2 separate regions of the Homo sapiens genome follow, and region 1 is linked to region 2. A link is an interaction called in ENCODE POLR2A ChIA-PET data of the cell type or tissue named here. Cell type or tissue: endothelial cell of umbilical vein. All regions are shown on one strand. Links, peaks and the distances in the headings refer to the core of each region. The heading gives the core; the rest is flanking DNA. Region 1 has its middle 31 kb from the start of FLJ40288. Region 2 overlaps CHCHD3 (coiled-coil-helix-coiled-coil-helix domain containing 3).

What was found. ChIA-PET counts read pairs that join two places held together with the same protein. Peaks named below come from ENCODE experiments on the same cell type or tissue, not always from the same donor. Only the 100,000 strongest peaks of a DNase experiment are listed, where the experiment ranks them.
Region 1: POLR2A ChIA-PET joins it to region 2 with 5 read pairs; 1 of 35 experiments calls an interaction of 5 or more read pairs at or near these places.

Annotation. Positions count from the first base shown.
Region 1 is chr7:132,613,021-132,623,003 of GRCh38, reverse strand. It overlaps a transcript of PLXNA4 not described here. Among named protein-coding and RNA genes, the nearest start is that of FLJ40288, 31 kb to the left of the region's middle. In endothelial cell of umbilical vein, for the core only: no CTCF peak of the experiment used is centred there; DNase peaks (open chromatin) are centred at 3,843 and 8,093; H3K27ac peaks cover 1,233 bases.
Region 2 is chr7:133,005,507-133,015,489 of GRCh38, reverse strand. All of the region lies in intron 3 of CHCHD3 (coiled-coil-helix-coiled-coil-helix domain containing 3), which reads left to right. Among named protein-coding and RNA genes, the nearest start is that of MIR3654, 24 kb to the left of the region's middle. In endothelial cell of umbilical vein, for the core only: no CTCF peak of the experiment used is centred there; a DNase peak (open chromatin) is centred at 5,439; H3K27ac peaks cover 773 bases.

The sequences.
Region 1 (9,983 bases), core at 3,390-8,389, 390 kb after region 2:
TGGTTTCCTTTCGCAGCTATGGAACAATAGCCTGCACAAATAGCTTTGACAGTCACCTGGCTGGGCAGCCGTGCTTCATGAGAAATGCTGGGCATGACTCTACCTCGGGCAATTTCTCCATGCCACAGAAAGTCAACTTCAACAGATAACCTGGTAACCATGTGGTAGCTTCACCCCTGGCCCTGAGCTCGAGGGCAGCTTCCTAATAGCAAATGGCATTTTAAATAGTCGTTGACCTCAGATGAAACAATTCTGCAGCATCTAGACTCTCTGCAGTAATTGACTCTGATGTCTGACAGGACATTTCCAAGGGAACAGGGTCCCTCAAGCCTGATGCGCTGACCAACAACTGGAGTCATCTGGGAAGTAGTTCTTAGGTCACAGTGGGGACCAGAAAATGGAAGAAATCTCTTTTCTTAGCTAACCTGTGACATAGGCCAGGGATTTTTTTTTTTTTCCTTCAGATAGCTCCTAATTCTTTAGACAGTTTGTAAGATGGAGTATTCTGTGCTGGGAGGTATACCTATATGCCCAGGATGACTCCCTGATTATTTTCCCAATGTTTTTTATAGCATTTGCAATCATTTTAATGAGCTAATCCTCACCACAATACTGGTGGTTGCTGTAATAATAATAAATAACCCCACAAATGCTTGAATAATTCTTGCTCACATTAAATCCAAAACAGTTGTTCAGGATTGGCGAATAGCTCTTTTTCAAGTGGTGACTCAAGGACCCAGGCATCTTTCCTCTTTCCTCTGTATTTCTGCCATCCTCAACATGTGGCTTCTACGCTCATCATGCTTGTTTATATCCAGCCAGTGGAAGAGAGGACAGCATGGAAGATTGTGTGCGGAAGGTTTTTATAGGCCAGTCCTGGAAGCGGTACACATCACTCCATTTACATTTCAATGGCTAGAACCCAGTAGTAAGTCTCTACACAACCACCAAGAAGTCTGGGAAACACAGTCTAGGTGTGTGCCCAAGGAAAAGAGATTAGGAGGATAGCTAGCTGTCTCTGCTACTACTATCTACTTAGGTAAAGTCTCCTATTTATGGGGAGAAGAGGGCAAGAAATAGAGTTAGAAAAATTATGTTAAATAGCAGCAATGTAGTTGACTTTCCACATTCAGAATACTCCTGGGCAAAATAAAACAACAGTGGGAAACCATTTTCACTAATTCGATTTGAAATGGTTTTAAAGTTTGATGATGATGGCAGAGGTTTAGGGAAACTGGTTCTTTCATAACTTGCTTGTGGGAGAGTAAATTGGTGCAGCCACTTCAGAATGCTATTTATCAGTATTTATGGCAATTTTAAGTGTTCATGTCCTTTGACCCAGCAATTTCATTTCTCACTATTTTTTCCTAGAGTAACACTTGCCCATGTATATGGTGGGCCTCAAATAAGATACCTTTGCAGCAATGTATAAAAACTAAGAGATTGGCCAGGTGCGATGGCTCATGCCTGTAATCCCAGCACCTTGGGAGGCTGAGGCGGGCAGATCATGAAGTCAAAAGATGGAGACCATCCTGGCCAACATGGTGAAACCCCGTCTCTGTTAAAAATACAAAAATTAGCTGGGCATGGTGGCATGCGCCTGTAGTCCTAGCTACTTGGGAGGCTGAGGCAGGAGAATCGCTTGAACCAAGGAGGCGGAGGTTGCAGTGAGCCAAGATTGTGCCATTGCACTCCAGCCTGGGCGAGACAGTGAGACTCCATCTAAAAAAAAAAACAAAAAAACCAAAAAAAAAAAACAAAAAAAAACCAAGAGATTAAAAATCACCTAAATGACCAGCAGTTAGGGACTAGGTAAGTAAACTATGGTTCACTTGAATTATAGAATAGCATGGAATGGTGCTATGGACTGAATGCTTTTGTCTCCCTAAAATTCATATGTTGAAGCCCTAGTGTGATGGTATTTGTTGGTAGGGCCTTTGGGATGTGATTTACTCATGAGAGTGGAGCCCTCATGAATGAAATTAGTGCCCTTATAAGAAAAGACATGAGAGAGATGATCTCTCTGCCCTGCGAGGATACAGCAAGAAGGAGGCCATCTGCAAACCAAGAAGCAGGCCTTTACTGGATACTAAATTGGTCAGAACTTGGATCTTGGACTTTCAGCCACCAGACCTGTGAGAAATAAATGTCTATTGTTTAAGCCACCCGGTTGATGGTATTCTGTGATAGCAGCCCGAACGACTAAGACAAATGGTTAAAAATATAGGGTAGAGTTATATGAGCGGATGTGGAAAGGGCTTTAAGACATATTCCAAATGAAAACAGCAAGTAGCAGAGCAAAAGGTATCCTATTACATCATTTATAGAAATAATAATGAGAACAAGACAAAAACTACAAATCTCTCTAAGTACATATACATTTATGTATGTCAAAGCACAGGGAAGAGTCTGGAAGGTTATAAACCAGGGCAATGTTGTTAGCTTGGGAGAGAGGACTGGGCTTGACATGGTAATTAAGGAGACTTTTGATTTTATTGTTTGGATTTTAATAACCCTAAAGCATCCTCAATGCACTAGTTATATAATTAAAAACAAATTAATAAGAGTAAAGATGTTATATAAAATAAATTTAAAAACTCAAATATTTTGGACTTTGCAAATATAAATACCAATGGCATTTATCATGTTTTGTTATTATCTTAACATTTTAAGACCTTGAACAAAGAAACAAAAACTAAACAGAACAACAAGAACCTTCTCAGAAATCCTAATCAGAGGCAGGCCGCTTATCCAGGGTCACCTCAGAAATCACAAGAGTAGGTGGGATTATGAGAACGTGCATACTGAATGTGTCATTATGTCTTTCAAGACTGGTAGGTGATCATGTGACCCTGTAGTCTTAAACATGGTACCATCAAAAAAGAGCTTATTAAGAAAAATGGGCCAGGCGCGGTGGCTCACGCCTATAATCCCAGCACTTTGGGAGGCTGAGGCAGCCTGATCATGAGGTCAGGAGCTCGAGACCATCCTGGCTAACACAGTGAAACCCCATCTCTACTAAAAATACAAAAAGCATTAGCTGGGCATGGTGGTGGGCGCCTGTAGTCCCAGCTACTCAGGAGGCTGAGGCAGGAGAATGGCATGAACCCGGGAGGCGGAGTTTGCAGTGAGCTGAGATCGCACCACTGCACTCCAGCCTGGGCAATAGAGCGAGACTCCGTCTCAAAAACCAAAAAAGAAAAATGGACAACAAGGAGTCCTGCTGTTACCTAGTAGTTCTCCAATTATGTTCCAGTAGTCTGATAGTTGGAGTGAGGCAGGTTCAATAGCTAAAATCAAGTAGTTGATCACACATCTTTGCTTAGCTTCTAGAATATGCCAGATACACTAACCAGGAACTGAAATGGAGCCATGAATAAGACAGTCATTGCCACTTTGTTCATGGGCCTTGTAATCTAGAGATATTTTCCTGATTAATACAAAACATTTAGTCAATTCACAGAACTTTCTCTGTTTACAGTTTTTCTTCCATAGATGTTTCCTTTGATTTTTGAGTTGCTTACATACCAGCAAGCACAAATGACAACAGCAATAAAGCTGATGAAACAGTAGCAAATAAGTATTAACAGAAAAATTCTGAAATCACTTTTTATGTTTAATCTGGCAGTTAATCTTTTTGGACAGGTATGCATGGTCGTGAGATTGTATTTCATGTATATGGTATAATCTTCTTGTCCCCATATAAAATTGTTGATTTGTAAGTGGAATTTAAAATATCTCTTGGGGGCTAGCCAGAGAATGTCATGATTTCCAGGCTTGATACTATCTGGAAAAGTTTGAGAAACATACACATATACTTCACTCTTTTTAAGGGTTCTTTTTCCTAAGGATTCAAAACAGGCGGAAATCTTGGTTAAGAAGGTTTTTTGGGATTTACACTTCGCTGACATTTTCCCACTGTTCTGAGTCATTTCCTTCTGAGCCACAACTTGTCTAGTTACCAGGCAGTGTCTGGGTCATAGAAATACAGTCTAATGAATTTAAAAAATTTCCAAATAATTTCTGTCCTCTTCTTGCATTTTTTAATTTCATGATGTCCATAGTGATACTTCTGAAACCTACTTTTCTTTCCTGTCCACTTCTCTCATGGAGCCCAGGCTACCAGAAATCACTTTTTATGTTTAATTTCACAGTAATCTTTTTGGACAGGAATGCATGATTGTGATATATTTCATGTATATGATATAATCTTCTTGTCTCTAATTAAAATTGTTAATTTGTAAATGGAATTTAAAATATTTCATGGGGGCTAAACAGAGAATGTCATGATTCTGTCCTCCCAACATAAACCTTCTGCTACTTTTCTGGCTGCTCCTTGCCTCACAATCTTGCATTACAAAAGCCCAAAGCAGTTGTCTGGCCTGAATGAGCCTGGCCTAGAGGACAAGGAGGAAAAACCGGAGAGGCAGACCAAGTTAGGCAGAACTGGAGGGAAGCAGGGAGTGAAAGGCAGAGAACAGTCAGAGGTTAATTACAATTATCTTTTCACATAATCATTTGTGAAATAGTTCACTTGGTCAACACATATTTATTAAGAACCTACCAAGTGCCAGGGCCTGGAGATGCAATAGTAAACAGACAGAATGAACATGGCCTCTGCCTTCATGAAGCTTCCCCTAATGGGACATAGAGAGGAGTAAGCAGGTATTCACCCAGCACCGTGATGAATGCTGAAGAATAACAGTATAGGAGTTCATGGGCCATGGTGAGGTAGGAGGAAAAGCTTCCTGAGGAAGGCCACATGGCTTGCCAGGAAGCCAGAGGCTGCTAGGTGTCCACTAATATTCCTTTAGTAATAGCACCTAAATTTATCTGACCAATGGCTGCCCAGCTAGGGACTGCATTTCCCAGGCTCCCTTGCAGCTGAGTTTGGCCATACGACTCAATTCTGGCCCATGAGACCTGAGCAGGAATGATGTGGGCAATTTCTGGTTTGCACCCATAAGATGAAGGGTCTGCCTTCCTGCTCTGATTCCTGCCTGGAAAGTGGGCCTGGAGGTGGTAACTGGAGCAGCCACCTTACATAGTGAGAAGGAAGCTCAATGGTAAAGGTGGCAGAGGAGAAAGAATGAAGCAGAAACAATACTGTTCAGCAGAGTTGCCCTACCAGCCCAAGACCTGCAGAGAAAAAGATTCTATCTGGTATAAACAACTCTTATTTAGTTTCTATTCTGGTAGCTGGAGAAACATTTTAGGTCATATATCAGGTTTAAGAGAGAGTTCTGAATTTCTAATCTCCTCTTCTTATCCACTTGGGATCCCACAGTGTAATTCAGTAGCAGTCCTTGGATCAACCAGACTGGGAGGCATTTGGGAAATGGGTTGTCAGTGTTTTAGATTTCATGGGAGGAAGCCTCAGTGATGTAGATACTCTTCCAATTTAATTACTGTGAAAATTTCTAAGAGACAGTAATTACTGCCTTATTTGCTGAAAGAATGGCCTAAAGGAAAATAATTTATGTATTTGGTCTGAAATCAAACTCCTTACCATTAGGAAGACATAGGACATGCAGAAACAGGGAATACAGAGGCATTTTTCACTCTCTGGCTTGAAGCTCTGTAGCCCAGGGTTCAGGGATGGCCCTGGGATAAGAGTGGAAAGCACCCATCAGTTCCTGGAGCAAGTCTACCCACATAGTGCCTTCCTGATCAGTCTTCAGACTCTGAGCCGTTTCTTACATTCTGACCCCATCCCTCAAACCACCCCGTGCTTTTCCTCTGTGGCACTGTGGCTCCCTGTCACTACTGAGAAGCACCCTCTCAGCATGACAGCTGGGAGGGAGCAAGCCTCAGAGAACAAACCCATGCCCAAGGTGGCAATCGGGTTCTTTACAAATAGGATCAGTCAAGAGAAGCTAGGTTGTGCTGATGTAACGAAACCCCCCATATCTTAAATCCAACATGGCTGCTCACTTTAGCCACTCAAGTCAACCTGGATGACCATCTTATGACTCTACCATCCAACATGAGGCTTCAGGGTTCTTTGTGGTGAAGATGAGAGAGGGCATGGGAAGTTCTTGATGCTCCGAATCAGAAGGGACCCATTTGCTGGACAGAGCAAGTGATGCAGCCACTCCTTACTTCATGGGTTGGAGAGTAGGGTCCTTCTGTCTGTCTGGAAAGGAAGGGCAACTGGAAGGGTCAGAGAACCGCACAGTCTACCACAGAGATGACCCGTGAAAGGGCCGGTGGGTAAACGCAGTGTTTTCAAACAGGTGCATATTCCAGGAGGTGCACAAGAGGATCCACTGGGCGCAGGAAGAACATAATAGAATGTTGAGTTATATTTATTCTTTGTTTTCTCCTTTTACAGTTTCTATATTTTGAGTATGTCTGTTACATCTACTATAATGTCTATTTGTAGTATAAATAATGTTAGACATGTAGTTTATGTGATTATAATTTATAAATAAATATGTATATACTGGGGGTGGATGCTCAAAAAGTTTTATGGATGAGTCAAGCAATTAAAAATGTTTGGAGGCCACTGGGCTGGAGAACAGGACACAGAGCCTCTTAGGTTGTAAGTGCTGAGGGCTCTTGGAAAACAAGGCTCCTGCAGCCCTTGACCTCAAGTGACTCAGTTTCCTTGGCTATGAAATTCCCATTATGATTCCCTTTGCAGAAGCTTTTAGGATCAATACCCCAAAGGCCCTTAGAGAACAGGCTGAGACAGGCTAGGCAGGCAAGGTAGACAGAGGAAGCTGAATACATTTTCTCCTCTCTTGCCTGCAGCCAGCAAATGCAGAAGCACTGCGAAGAGGCAACGTGCTTTTTAAACTGTGCATGGAACATGGAGTGGGTGTGTGGGGTGCATGGTGACCATGTGTGTGTCAGGTAGAGAATGCAGCCTTGGACTGGAGAGCCAAGAGAAAGCATGACCAGGGAGTTTGGGCGTTATCTGCCATTGCTTTTCCTGGTGTGGCTGGAAATTTTTGAGGGATCCACTCCAAGGGAAGCGTGTTGCTAGCTAAGTCTGGCTGATTTGGGGATAGGGCGAAAGCAGGCGGTGGGGAATAGAGAGAGAGAGAGAGAGAGAGAGAGAGAGAGAGAGATCCTTTATCTGTCAAAAAGTGTGTTAAGTCTCCAGAGGGGAGAAGGGAGAGGGGAGAGAGGAGAGGGGAGAGGGAGGGATAGCGGTGGGGAGAAGGAGCGAATGAATGCATGTGTGTGTGTGTGCATGTGCATGAGTGTGTGTGTGCACCCACGTGCACGTTGCTGAAAGCTGATGTGGACAGAGTCTGTTAGTTTTTCTTCCTCTGGCTCAAATGGGGTCTCCCAGCTTTGGGACATGAAAAGCGTCACTTCCCTGCTCACTCCAATGGGCCGCAGAAGGGAAGAAGAGCAGGGAGGTGAGCAGAAGCAGGGAATAAGGTATAAGGAGCAGGTGCTACAGGGTGCAGGAAGGAGAAAAAGTGTCAGACAGATCCCGAAGTGGACACCAGAAGTGACTCTTCGTTGCGTCCAGAGCCCTCAGCCATCAGCCAAAGCCTGCAACCCAGAGCCCCAGGGACGCTGAGGCCGGGCACTGCGGGCCGCCTGCGGTGGTGGGAGCAGCCCCAGCCCCCGTCCCCTCCGCCAGGGGCGGGGGCTGCAGAAGTCCCCACGGCGGCAGTCCAGGCAGACAGGACGCGAGTGGGGTTCGTGCTGCACAGGCGTCAGTTTCCCTTAGGGCCCTGCTCCCTCTGCCACCACTCCCCTCTCTGTGAAGGACATCATCACTTTCCCAGCCACAGGCTCAAAACCTCAGCCATCTCCCGAACCCCCCTCCCGCTCCACCGGTAACCAAAGCCCTAGAATCTCAGCTCTCCCAGATTCCTCCCTTCCCGCCCCTGTGCCGGGTCCCTAGGTAGGGAGGCAAAACCATGGCGTGTCCTAAAGCCTTGTGCTGATGGTATTTCTTAAGACCTTCTAAATCTTTTGTTCTACGGAATAGAAACCAGTGTTCTGAAAGAGGGCGAGGGCTCGGGGGAGAGAGATTTATTACAGTTTAAGGGCAAGGGACATCTTGGGAAGCCAGGGGGCAGGATTTCAGAAGAGGCTCCGGAAGGCTCTGGAACTTGGAAGCCGGCGGGACACAGGCGACCTTCCCAGCCACTCCTCCATCTCCGCCTCTCTGCACATCTGCTTCCTCTTTCTCTGCAGCTTGCTTTTCTCCGCGGCTCAGTTCCGCGGTGGGAGGTGTCTCCGGCATTTCCCAAGTATTTACATCTCCTCCATTCAAGAGACCTGAATAAACTGAACTAGTACCAAATTTCTTGGAAATTTCTCATTAGTCAAATTGGGCCAGGTGCCTCTGTCCCGTCAGCTGTGGCCAGGCATCAGAGCGCTGCACACAGCTGTGGTTGCTGGGGCCTGCGTCTGGTGCCTGCCAGCCTTGCCTGGGCACCCTCCCTGTGGGTCTGACATTTATAAACCTCTGCTCCAACACTGCTCCCTGAGCCTTCAGTGCCTCCCCACCTTTGAGCTTTATTTCCATCAACTTACGTGCTGAAAACAATATTAAATACGCTTGTTCCAAGTTCACCCGCTGTCTGCTGCATCCTGCTATCTTTCAGGGTGGGCCTGCTTAAACCCACTCCCGCTATGGCACTAGACCTGTCCAGTATGAGGGCCTCTGGCCGCATGTGGCTACCGAGCACTTGAAATGTGGCTAGTCTGAATTGAGATGTGCAGTGTGTCAATCACACATTGGATTTTTAGCGTTCTGAAAAAAAGAGTGTAAAATACCTCAATAATCGTTTATATTGTTGATCTGTTGGAATAACATTTTGGATATCCAAAATATTGAATATTAATATTGGGTTAAATAAATAAAATGTAATTTTAAAAAGTTAATTTTACCCGTTTTTACTTCTCTAATGTGGCTACTAGAAAAATGTGACTCACATTACATTTCTACAGGATAGCACTGGGTGAAAGCACATTCTCAGCAAAGTCCTGGGCTTTCTCACTTACTGCCTTTACTCAAGCTGTTCCTCCCTCCAGAAGGTCTCCCCATCTTCCACCTATGCAACTCCTATGCATCCTGCAAAACCTCCTTCCAATGTTGCCCTTTGAAGCCCCACGCCCACAGGCAGAAGTAACCTGCCCACCTTCAGAACTGTGGAACATTTTTTTCTTTTACTTTTTTTTCCTGGATTTAAAAATACACTCCTAGCAGACTTTACATGTAATTATTAAAATATATTTTATCTTCTGTGTTATACTGTAGGTCCTTGTGGCCGTGTTTTGTTTATTTTTTTATTTCAGGTATAGATAGCCAACAAATGCGTATAACTGACTTGGAAATATTAAGTCTGTGCAAGAATATCACACATGCTACTTTGCGTTTGTCCTGGTCTGTGTTCCAGTTTTCTCCATCACCCCGTCGCCCACTCACTGACACACCACAGGAGCACACTGTCTCACCCCCATTGCCATATCCACTCAGCCACCAGATACTTAATGGCACTTTCCTGTGCCAGGTGCTGGTGGAATATGGGTGAACAGCAGTGAATAAAGAGACATGGCCCCTGCCTTCACAGAAGCCAAAATCTAATGGGGACAGTGATAATTAAAAAGTAAATAGATTCACATGGAATTATGAACTGTGATATGGAGGATTCAGAGGAGATGTCGGGGGGGAGGGTGGCTTTATTCAGATTCATGGTCAATTGGTGGCAGTGACCTTTTAGTAGAAGCTGGTGGCGTGAGGAGGCAGCTATGTACAGAGCAGAGGAGAGGAGGCCCAGGCTGAGAATGTGATGCGAGAAGATCCCGAGTTGGAAAAGTGCAAGGTGTGCTAAGCCCAGGGAGGGAGGAGGAAAGCTGCATGAGACCAAAGGGCATTTTCTCTGCAGTCCAACCTTTGTGTGCGTGAGAGGAATCGCTAGTAGGTCAGTTTCCTCTCTGTCTTCCGAGTTTACTCTTTGGAACTTCAGAAGCGTCAAGGACTACACTGGTCTCTTAACATCTTTTCA
Region 2 (9,983 bases), core at 2,646-7,645:
ACTCTGTACAGTATTTAAAAAAATTCTTTTATCTTAGGCCCAAGCTGTCTTGAGAACCTGTCTTTACAGTTAATATTCTTTTTGTTGTGTAGGCTATACCTGACATTTATTTATTTATTTATTTATTTATTTATTTATTTAATTTTTGAGACGTTGTCTGGCTCTGTCGCCCAGGTTGGAGTGCAGTGGCACAATCTAGGCTCACTGCAACCTCCGCCTCCTGGGTTCAAGTGATTTTCCTACCTCAGCCTCCCAAGTAGCTGGGATTACAGGTGTGCGCCACCACACCCAGCTAGTTTTTTGTATTTTTAATAGAGACAGGGTTTCGCCATGTTGGACAGGCTGGTCTCAAACTCCTGACCTCGAGTGATCCACCTGCCTCAGCCTCCAAAAGTGTTGGGATTACAGGCGTGAGCCACTGTGCCTGGCTCTATACCTGACTTTTAAATGCTTGTTTGTGCACATTTTCAGTGACAATGGCAGTTTAAATTTCTCATGAGTTCAGTTCTCGTTAGCTTAAGATTGGGACATTTTTCTTAATAGTACAGCGGGGAGTATGTGGAAGCAGCTGGTGCCCTGCCTCATGAACTTTAGAGATGAGGATCTGCTGCTGGTCAGTGAGGCACGTGTGTGCTCACTAGCGATTTCCTGAGTTCAGTAGAGCAAATTGGGCACCTTTCACGGTGGGGGAATTTGTTAACTTCTTTCTTGGAGTTAGGAAGCAATAAAGAAGTGCAGGAATTACTTTAATTAATGATTGCAGAGGGGAAAAATATTTACGTTTCTCTCTATATTCATTCTTAGACTTTTTTTTTTTTAAAATGGAAGACTGGCTTATTCTGTTATTTTATATATTTGTGTTGCTTGATATGCTGGGTTTTTGGCTTGTAGTGTCTGTTGTTAGTATTTATTTGCCTTTTGTATGATAGTCAGTCATCACATTTAGTCTACAAATTTAGATGTTTTGAAATCAATTAAAAACTTAGCTGCTGGGACAATTTGCCGTTGGAACTAGAATATTGAATTTATCTGTCAAAATATTCAGCCACGATGGGAGCAATTGTTAGTTATATGCTATTTACAATTGCTTCCTTACATATAAACAATCTGAATCCTTGAGGCTGCAACCATTTCATTTGAAAGGTTTTTTTTTTTTTTTTGAGTTATCCCCCAAACAATTTTAGTGTGATTTAGGTGTCAGGTATAAAGCATTAAAACACAGATTAACCATGTAAATGTTTCAATTCTTGATTTAAATTCAAGTTTCTTCACAACTTCTCAGAATGGATCTTTTAAATTCCTTGTTTCTTGGTGCCATTTTGTCAAGGTTGATTTAGATTAAAACAAAAATCTCATAAAAATCCGTAAATTACAGGGCATTTTGACTTCCTGATGGGGTTGTTGGATTAAAACCAAATGATACCAAAAAAAGTACCCCACAAAGTCAACTGAAACCACTAATGTGACAAGTGTCTACTAGTTAAGAAACACTTATGCAACAGAGTTTCTGCAATTCTTCCATTATTTCTACCGAACCAGGTAGGTTTGACATAGGAAATTCATTCCTTAAACAACTGAAAACATGGATATTGTGTTTGTTTCTTTAACAAAAAAAAAGAAAATTACCAGGGAAATACATACCTATAAAAGGAATTCAGTAAATACAGATGAATAGTTTTCTGTCTCCCTCCTTTCCCTTATTCTTACTCCCTACAAAATCATTTATACATTCTTACCCTAGATTATTTATCATTTTGTTTTTTTAAAACAAAATGAGCATGTTATATAACGTGCTTTTTTCTACTCAGTCATATATTGTGATCTCTCTTCCCATGTCAGCATATATAGATTCAAGTAGACCGTCTATCTGATAATAAATGCCATTTAAGAAGACTTTGCCTAAGAAAAGTAATATTACTACTACTAATAATATGTAATAGTAAGTAATCATTTGTAATAGTAATAGCTAACAGTTTTGAATACTTCTTTTGTCCTAAGCACTGGTCCAAGCCCTTTGCACATGTGATTATTTAACCTTCATAGCAGCCCTATGGGGCAGGTTCTGACCTGCTAGTCTCCTCACTTTGTAGATGAAGTAGCCGAAACACAGAGGTCACTTGCTTATAGCCACATAGCCAGAAAGCAGAGGAGCTGGAATTTGAACGCAGGCAGTCGGCATCTGGAGTCACCCATACTTACCATCACTCGATCAGACTGTGTTTCAGAGGCTAAATTATTTTCTGATCCAGCAGTAATGTTACCTATTATATGTCTGTCTGAATGTTTTTTTTTTTTTTTTTTTTTGAGGCGGAGTCTTGCTCTGTTGCCCAGGCTGGAGTGCAGGGGTGTGATCTCAGCTTACTGCAACCTCTGCTTCCTGGGTTCAAGCGATTCTCCTGCCTCAGCCTCCCAAGTAGCTGAGATTACAGGCACCCGACACCACATCCAGATGATTTTTGTATTTTTAGTAGAGACGGGGTTTCATCATGTTGGCCAGGCTGGTCTCAAACTCCTGACCCCAGGTGATCCACCCACCTTGACCTCCCAAAGTGGTGGGATTACAAGCGTTAGACACCACTCCCAGCCCTGACCTTTTGATGTCGGTTATTGAAGGTTTGGCCTCCCCTCCCCTCCCTTCCCCTCCCCTCTCTTCTCCTCCCCTCCCTTCCCCTCCCCTCTCTTCCCCTCCCCTCCCCTCCCCTCTCCTCCTTTTCTTTCTTAGTTTTGAGACAGGATTTGGCTCTGTCGCCCATGGTGGAGTGCAGTGGTGCAATCTCAGCCCATTGCACCCTCTGTCTCCCAGACTCAAGCCATCCTCTCACCTTAACCTCCCGAGTAGCTGGGACTACAGGTGCATGCCACCATGTCTGCCTAATTTTTGTATTTTTGTTAGAGGCAGGGATTCACCTTGTTGCCCAGGCTGGTCTCGAACTCTTAGGCTCAAGCCATCTGCCTGCCTTGGCTTCCCAAAGTGTTAGGATTACAGGCGTGAGCCACTGTGCCTGGCCTGAAGATTTATGTTTTATAGGTTTTACCAGTAAACTATGCCTTAATTATGGAGCTCAATAAATAAGAAATTTAGATTGAAAAGAATTTCACAAATGAAAGGACTTTTTGTGTTTTGTTTTTTAACTCACATGACTATGTTTTGAAATAAAACTGTCAAAATACTGTCAAATGGTGGGTAAAAATTAATATTACTGTAGATTTAGCTGTAATAGGTTGGAAATTGTGCATTTCATTATGAATATATCTGTCAGCTGTACAATTCAGTTTTTATAGAATTAAAGAAAAGGAGCCCAAGTGGGTTTCTATAATTTATGTTATTTAGCCCTACATAGGTTTGCCTTACATAGTTTGCCTTAGAAAAGCTCTCTCCTCAAACTACTGAAAATGTGGATAATGCTAGTCTAACAGAAAATTGCGGGTAACAGAAAGTTGAGGGTAACATCAACTTTCTGTAACCCTTATCAACTTTCTGAGGTTGCAGTGAGCCGAGATTGCGCCATTGCACTCCAGCCTGGGTGGCAGAGCAATACTCTGTCTCAATTAATCAATCAACCATTCAATAAATGTCAGGCATAAATAAATAAATAAGTAAATGTCAGTGTTTCTTCGTAACAGAAAGAATATTAACTGTAAAGACAGATTCTCAAGAGAGCTTGGTCCTAAGATAAAATAATTTTTTAAAGATTTTTTATTATTGACGATTCCAAATTCATTCTTCCTGCCTTTATGTCCCTGTTTTCCCATTTCCAGTGAATTGGCCCTAATGTCTCTGCTTTTAAAATATATTAGAAATGAATTACCTCTCACCTTTGCCACCCCTGCCTTAGGCTAAGCCAGTGGTTCTCAGCTGCTGGAGATTTTGCTCCCTTCCCCATGGGACTTCTGGCCATACCTGGAGACCTTTTAGGTTGTCCTAACATTGGGGGTACCACTGGCATCTGATAGGTAGAGGCCAGCAATGCTGTTAAACATCCTACAGTGCACTGGACAGCCCCTCTACAACAAAGAATTGTTCAGTTCAAAATGTTGATATAGCTCCGAGGCCGAGAAACCCTGGTGTAAGCCATTACCATTTCTCATTTGTAGTATTACAAAGTCACCTCCATTGGGCTATTCTTGTCCGCCACATTCTATTTTTCACAAAGCAGCATTAGTTGGCTTTAAAAAAATGCATTTTGAATCATGTCACTTTCTTTGCTTAAAACCCTCTAATGGCTTCATTAGGTTTAGCATAAAGTCCAAGTCCTTTTCTCTGACCTTCAAGTCCTCTACCTATTGTTACACATTTACACCCTCTGATACTTGGATCTCCTATGTTACCACCCTCTCATTGAACACTTCGGCCACATCGGCTGCCAAACCTGTTTGTGCCTATAGCTCCTTGTCCAGAATATTTGCACTTCATATTTTGCATGGCTGACTCCCTCTTACTATCACAGTTTTTCCCAAATAACCCTACAGAGAGGATTTCCCTGGTCATTTTGTCTAAAATAACTCTTCTTTCTTTCCTGTTCTCTCATCCTAGCTGTCCTTTTCCTGCTTTATGTTTCTTTATAGTATTCTTTTTCTGTTTCTTGTCTGTCTCCTGCACTGGAATATAAAAGTTTATGAGGGCTGGGCATGCCTGTAATCCCAGCACTTTGGGAGGCCGAGGCGGGCGGATCACCTGAGGTCAGGAGTTCAAGACCAGCCTGGCCAACATGACGAAACCCTATGTCTACTAAAAATACAAAAATTAGCCAGGTATGGTGGCAGGCATCCGTAGTCCCAGCTACTCAGGAGGCTGAGGCACGAGAATCGCTTGAACCTGGGAGCCAGAGGTTGTAGTAAGCCGAGATCACGCCACTGCACTTTAGCCTGGGTGACAAGAGTGAGACCCTGTCTCAAAATAAAAGAAAGTCTATGAGGGCAAAATTCATTGTCTGTCATATAGTAGGTACCAAAAAGGGATTTTATATTAAATTACGATAATATTTTACTGTTGTGGCTAAATACATTAAAATGGGATAGAATTTGTCCAAAAGTCAAAAGAGACAGGAGAATCATCATATGACAATAGCAACTGCCATTTAATGATTGTCCACTGTGTACTGTGCGCTGTGCATATATTTGTATATATTAGCTCTGAACTCCCCGAGAGCCCTCTGATGAAGCCTGCTTTGGCCTGTATTGTGGCCTATAAGATGATGCTCCTCATATTCCCCTCCAGGATCCAAGGCTAGGTGACCCCCACTCTGCCATCAAACTGAGGAGCAATTGGATGTGGTAGCTCTGCTTTCTACAGGTTTATTTTACAAAAGTAGCTTGGAGTGGGCAAGTACCTTGACCTGACAACAGGCAGCATCAGGTTCAAATCCAGTTCTCTTTTACTCCAAGCCCGTTCCCAACATTTCAGATTTTCATAGTGTTTAGGAAGTGACTGTGATTCATGTCTTCCTGTTGAGTAGGCTTAATTGGCTTTCATTTTCTGATATGAGGACTGCATTATAACTCCAGGAGCAGTGTTTTTTTGGTTTCAGGTCCTGTCCTGAGACAGTTGCTCAGTTTCCTTCATTTTTAATGAGCATTGTCTAAAAGTGGAAACTTGACAGTATATGAATATCATCTAAGCTTTCAGAGTATTTTTATTGTTGGCTAACAACATAATCAAAATTTGAAACGACATGAACAACATGTACTATAGTTTGCACTTACATTTTACATGAGACTGAACCAGAGCGTATGTTGTGTAAGTCTTTAAGCCTTGTCTGTTGGGACAGAAGTCAAGAAGTCTCTTGTGTCTCTGAGCATATACTTTTGCCCTCATGAACCCTGTCAAAGGGATTCCAGATGTCCTTTGAACATTTGGTGCCTTAGATTCAAGAGGTGCATGGCGTAACATGGATTTGTATCTTGAAACATTGCATTCTTTCCCTGGTTTCGTGACAGAGTTTTTTTTTTTTTGTCGTAACCTGAGAGATCATCTCTTCTCTCCTCGTGCCCCCCTCAGCCTCCCTGGCTTCTGGGAATCAGGGCTCTCTCCAGGCACCAGAGAAGGCAAAAGCCCAGAGCTTCCTGGGATGGCAAATTGTTCTGAGTTTCAGTGTGTTCCTGTACTTTTTTTTTTTTTTTTTTTTTGAGACAGAGTCTCGCACTGTCACCCAGGCTGGAGTGCAGTGGCGCGATCTTGGCTCACTGCAACCTCTGCCTCCTGGGTTCAAGCGATTCTCCTGCCTCAGCCTCCCGATTAGCTGGGCTTACAGGTGCACACCACCGTGCCTGGCCAATTTCTGTGTTTTTTAATAGAGATGGGGTGTCACATGTTGGCCAGGCTGGTCTCAAGCTCCTGGCCTCAGGTGATCCACCTGCCTTGGCCTCCCAAAGTGCTGGGATTACAGGTGTGAGCCACCGTGGCCAGCCCTTGTGCGTTTTGAGTTGAAGATTATCTCTTGCTTCTTGGCCTCTTGTATCTGTCCTCCCACTGACTACCTTTGTGTTCTGGTTTTTGTTGTTGTTGTTTTTTTTTTTTTTGGTCTTTTTTGTTTTTTCATTTGCCAGCAGCTTGTCATAGGAATGACACATACTCAGCAGAGTCAGCTTTAGACAGCTTTTTGCAGACAAGAACAACAAATTCACCAGTCAGGGAACAAAGTGAGAGAAAAATGAAGAACAATATTAGAAAAGAATCCTTTGGGAAGCTGCACAAAAAATGTTATATTAAAATCGATACCAGGGCTTGACCTTTTGTGGTAGTGTATATTTTAAAGCCTCCTATTGATTCTCTTTTAATAACATGTTTATTCTAGTTTACTGACATAAGCCTACAGAGAATACAAAAAGAAAAGATCAAATTCTTTATTACGGTGGTCATTTAAATTTGTCTCAGACATTTCATATGGCTAATGTTATATATGTATGTATGTAACATATTCTTATGCATTGTAAGACTTTGAGATGTTATGAAGGTGGCAAAGGGGATTTTTATTTTTGTTGGAAATACTCTTGGCCTTGCTGTGACATATAAATATATCTCCTTCCTTCACCATGAAATTGCTTTTTTTTTCTTTTTTTTTTTTCTTTTCTGCATGTGTGTAGAATACAGAAAAGTCTCATTTTGATTGTTTTTTTTTTTCTTCTCTTAAAAACCATCGATAGCTTAATCTGCCGAGTCTGGGAACATTTGGTGACAGTTCTATGCATAAAGACAGCTGTCTTTTACTGTATAACTAATGGCAAAATGTCGAAGAATAGGAAATCTTCTTACTTGATCCCTTTGATCACTCAATCTTGTAATTTCAAAGACAGAAATATTTATTGCTTTTCACAGTGTGGGGCCATGCACATTTCACTTAGGAAGATAGTCATCTTAAGGGTGTTGTCCAGTCATGAATTGGTTGCACTATTCTTATCTCCTCAGGTTTTTTTCCATTAGGAAAGAAACAGAATCAATTTTCTTACTTCATTCAGATGATTTCCCCCAACATAACAGATATTAAGAGGTATCCAGAATAACAGGAAGGACTTGAGAGACATACCTGGAAAGGTTATCCTGTAAATGGCAAATTAAATGAGATTCAACCTGTAGAACATCTTGTTAATAGGCTTGGGGAGAAATAGGATGCTCGGATCTAATTCATGGTTTTAATATAATAGTCCTGTTGTTTATGGGACATATAATATCAGATGTTGAGAAGCCAGAGAGTAATTCCAGGAAGGCTGTAATGAATTAGAGGACATTTTCAAAGGGCAAGTAAATTAATCAGGAAGCTAAAAATCAGAAAGTTGGGACACGTATATTGTAGCATGGGAGGAGACAGGGAGGCTCAGCAGAGATGTAGCAGGGCATCCCTAAGGAGGTCCAGAGAGTGGCTAGTTTCTCTCTACCCTTGTGTCTTTAAATGTTGGAGGGACCTGGAGTGAGCAGCCGTAGTGATGATACTGCTGCCATTCTGCACACTGCTGGTGCGGGGCCAGCCATTCCGTTAGGATTGGTTTCTGGACACTGACCTGCTTGCTAGGGTCTCAAAAGGTGAGTGTCAGAAAAGCTAGCTTATAAGTAAAGGTAAAATTCAAATAAAACTAAGATTTAAAACTGTCCAACTTAGAAGTCAGTTTAACTAATCCCATGGTAGAATTGAGTTATGGTATATGTCCAAAAAGAGACTGAGAACGAGACAATAACTAAAGACATGGGCACAATCAAGTGGGTCTCTCCTAGGTCTGCCCCTGCTTGCTTCTCTCTCTTACCTTGTGCCATTGTCAATTCTTTATTAGCCTGGTCTGCTCTTCTGTGTTTTATCATTACCCCACCTGTAACAGCTTCCTAGTACCTATCAATATAGATCAAAGTGAAAATCACAAGGCACATGATAGTAATAAGTATTTTTTTCTAGTTACAAAAATAACTCACACTGTTTAGAAAATTAGAGAAATGCAGCCAAACAAAGTTAAGAAAATGAAAATCATCTATAATCTCACTATTCACACAAAACCACGGTAAATATTTTGGTACACAGGCTTATACACACAGGAGAAAAAAAATAACAAGTGGTATTATAGTGTCCTTACTATTTTTATGAGCTGCTTTATTTTTGCTCATAATATATCATAAAAATATGTTGTCAGTACATATATAAATAACTTAATTGTAGTTCACTATTAGACATTTACGGTTCCAAATAAATGGTTCAGAATGTTTCACTTTTATGAACACTCTGCATTGGATATCCTTATTATTAAATTTACACATATCCAGTGTTATTTCCTTAGGGTAAATCCCTAGAAATGGAATTACTAGGTCAAAGGTTATACTAAATATTATTATTGTCAAATTGCCCTCAAGAAATTGTGTTACTTAATTCACCACCAGTATGAATCCTTGTTTTTTTCTCACTGTTGCAAACTTTGGGAACATAGTAGTTAAACCAGTGTTGTGTTATGCCCATATGACCATGGTTGCTCGTATCTGTTTATTTGGCTAGTATTTTCATTAATTTTATTTATTTTTTTATTTATTTATTTATTTATTTATTTATGAGACGGAGTCTTGCTCTGTTGCCCAGGCTGGAGTGCAGCGGCGCGATCTCAGCTCACTGCAACCTCTACCTTCCCAGGTTCAAGGGATTCTTGTGCCTCAGGCTCCCAAGTAGCTGGGATTACAGGTGTGTGCCACCATGCCTGGCTAATTTTTGTATTTTTAGTAGAGACAGGGTTTCATCATGTTGGTCAGGCTGGTCTCTAACTCTGGACCTCAGGTGATCTGCCTGCCTTGGCCTTGCAAACTGCTGGGATTACAGGCGTGAGCCACTGCGCCCGGCCTATTTTCATTTATTTTAGATGGGTGGTTACTAGTGGGATGGAATAGTCTTTTTGTGTTAGTACTATGGGAGTTTAGATACTTTAATTCTTGCCAGATCATTTTAGGTTAATGTTAAGTTAATATAGTTTAAGAAATCTGTAACTTAATAATGTTCTTTGTTAGTTGTCTGTACATACAAAATCCTGTCACTGAGACCTATATGTAGCTGGCGAGATACAACAGATATGCAATAGGTGAGATATGATATAGCTGGGAATACTCTAATTGCCCTGGAGTGGACTCAGTATTTCTAAAATTGCCACAGCAGATCTGGCGTAAATGTGATTTAGTTAACTGGTGAGTATTACACCTTATCTATAAATGTATAATTGTGCCATAAGATCAAATGTCACAGAAGAAATAAAACAGCTTTGTGACATTTCTAGCTTTATAAGTAAAACAATACCCTCTATATAGTAGATACTAAATAAATACTTGTTGATTATTGAATTTGACCATTCCTTCATTTTTTTGAAGGATAACTTGATGTTTGCCTTTTGCTTGTTACATACAAAAAAAGGAAAATCAAATAAATTTGTAGATTGAAATGAAAACTCCATGAGAAGCGAAAATCAGTGACTGAGCTTTGGGCTTAAAAAATTATATAGCGTATACTTTTGTGATTTTTGTTTCTTGA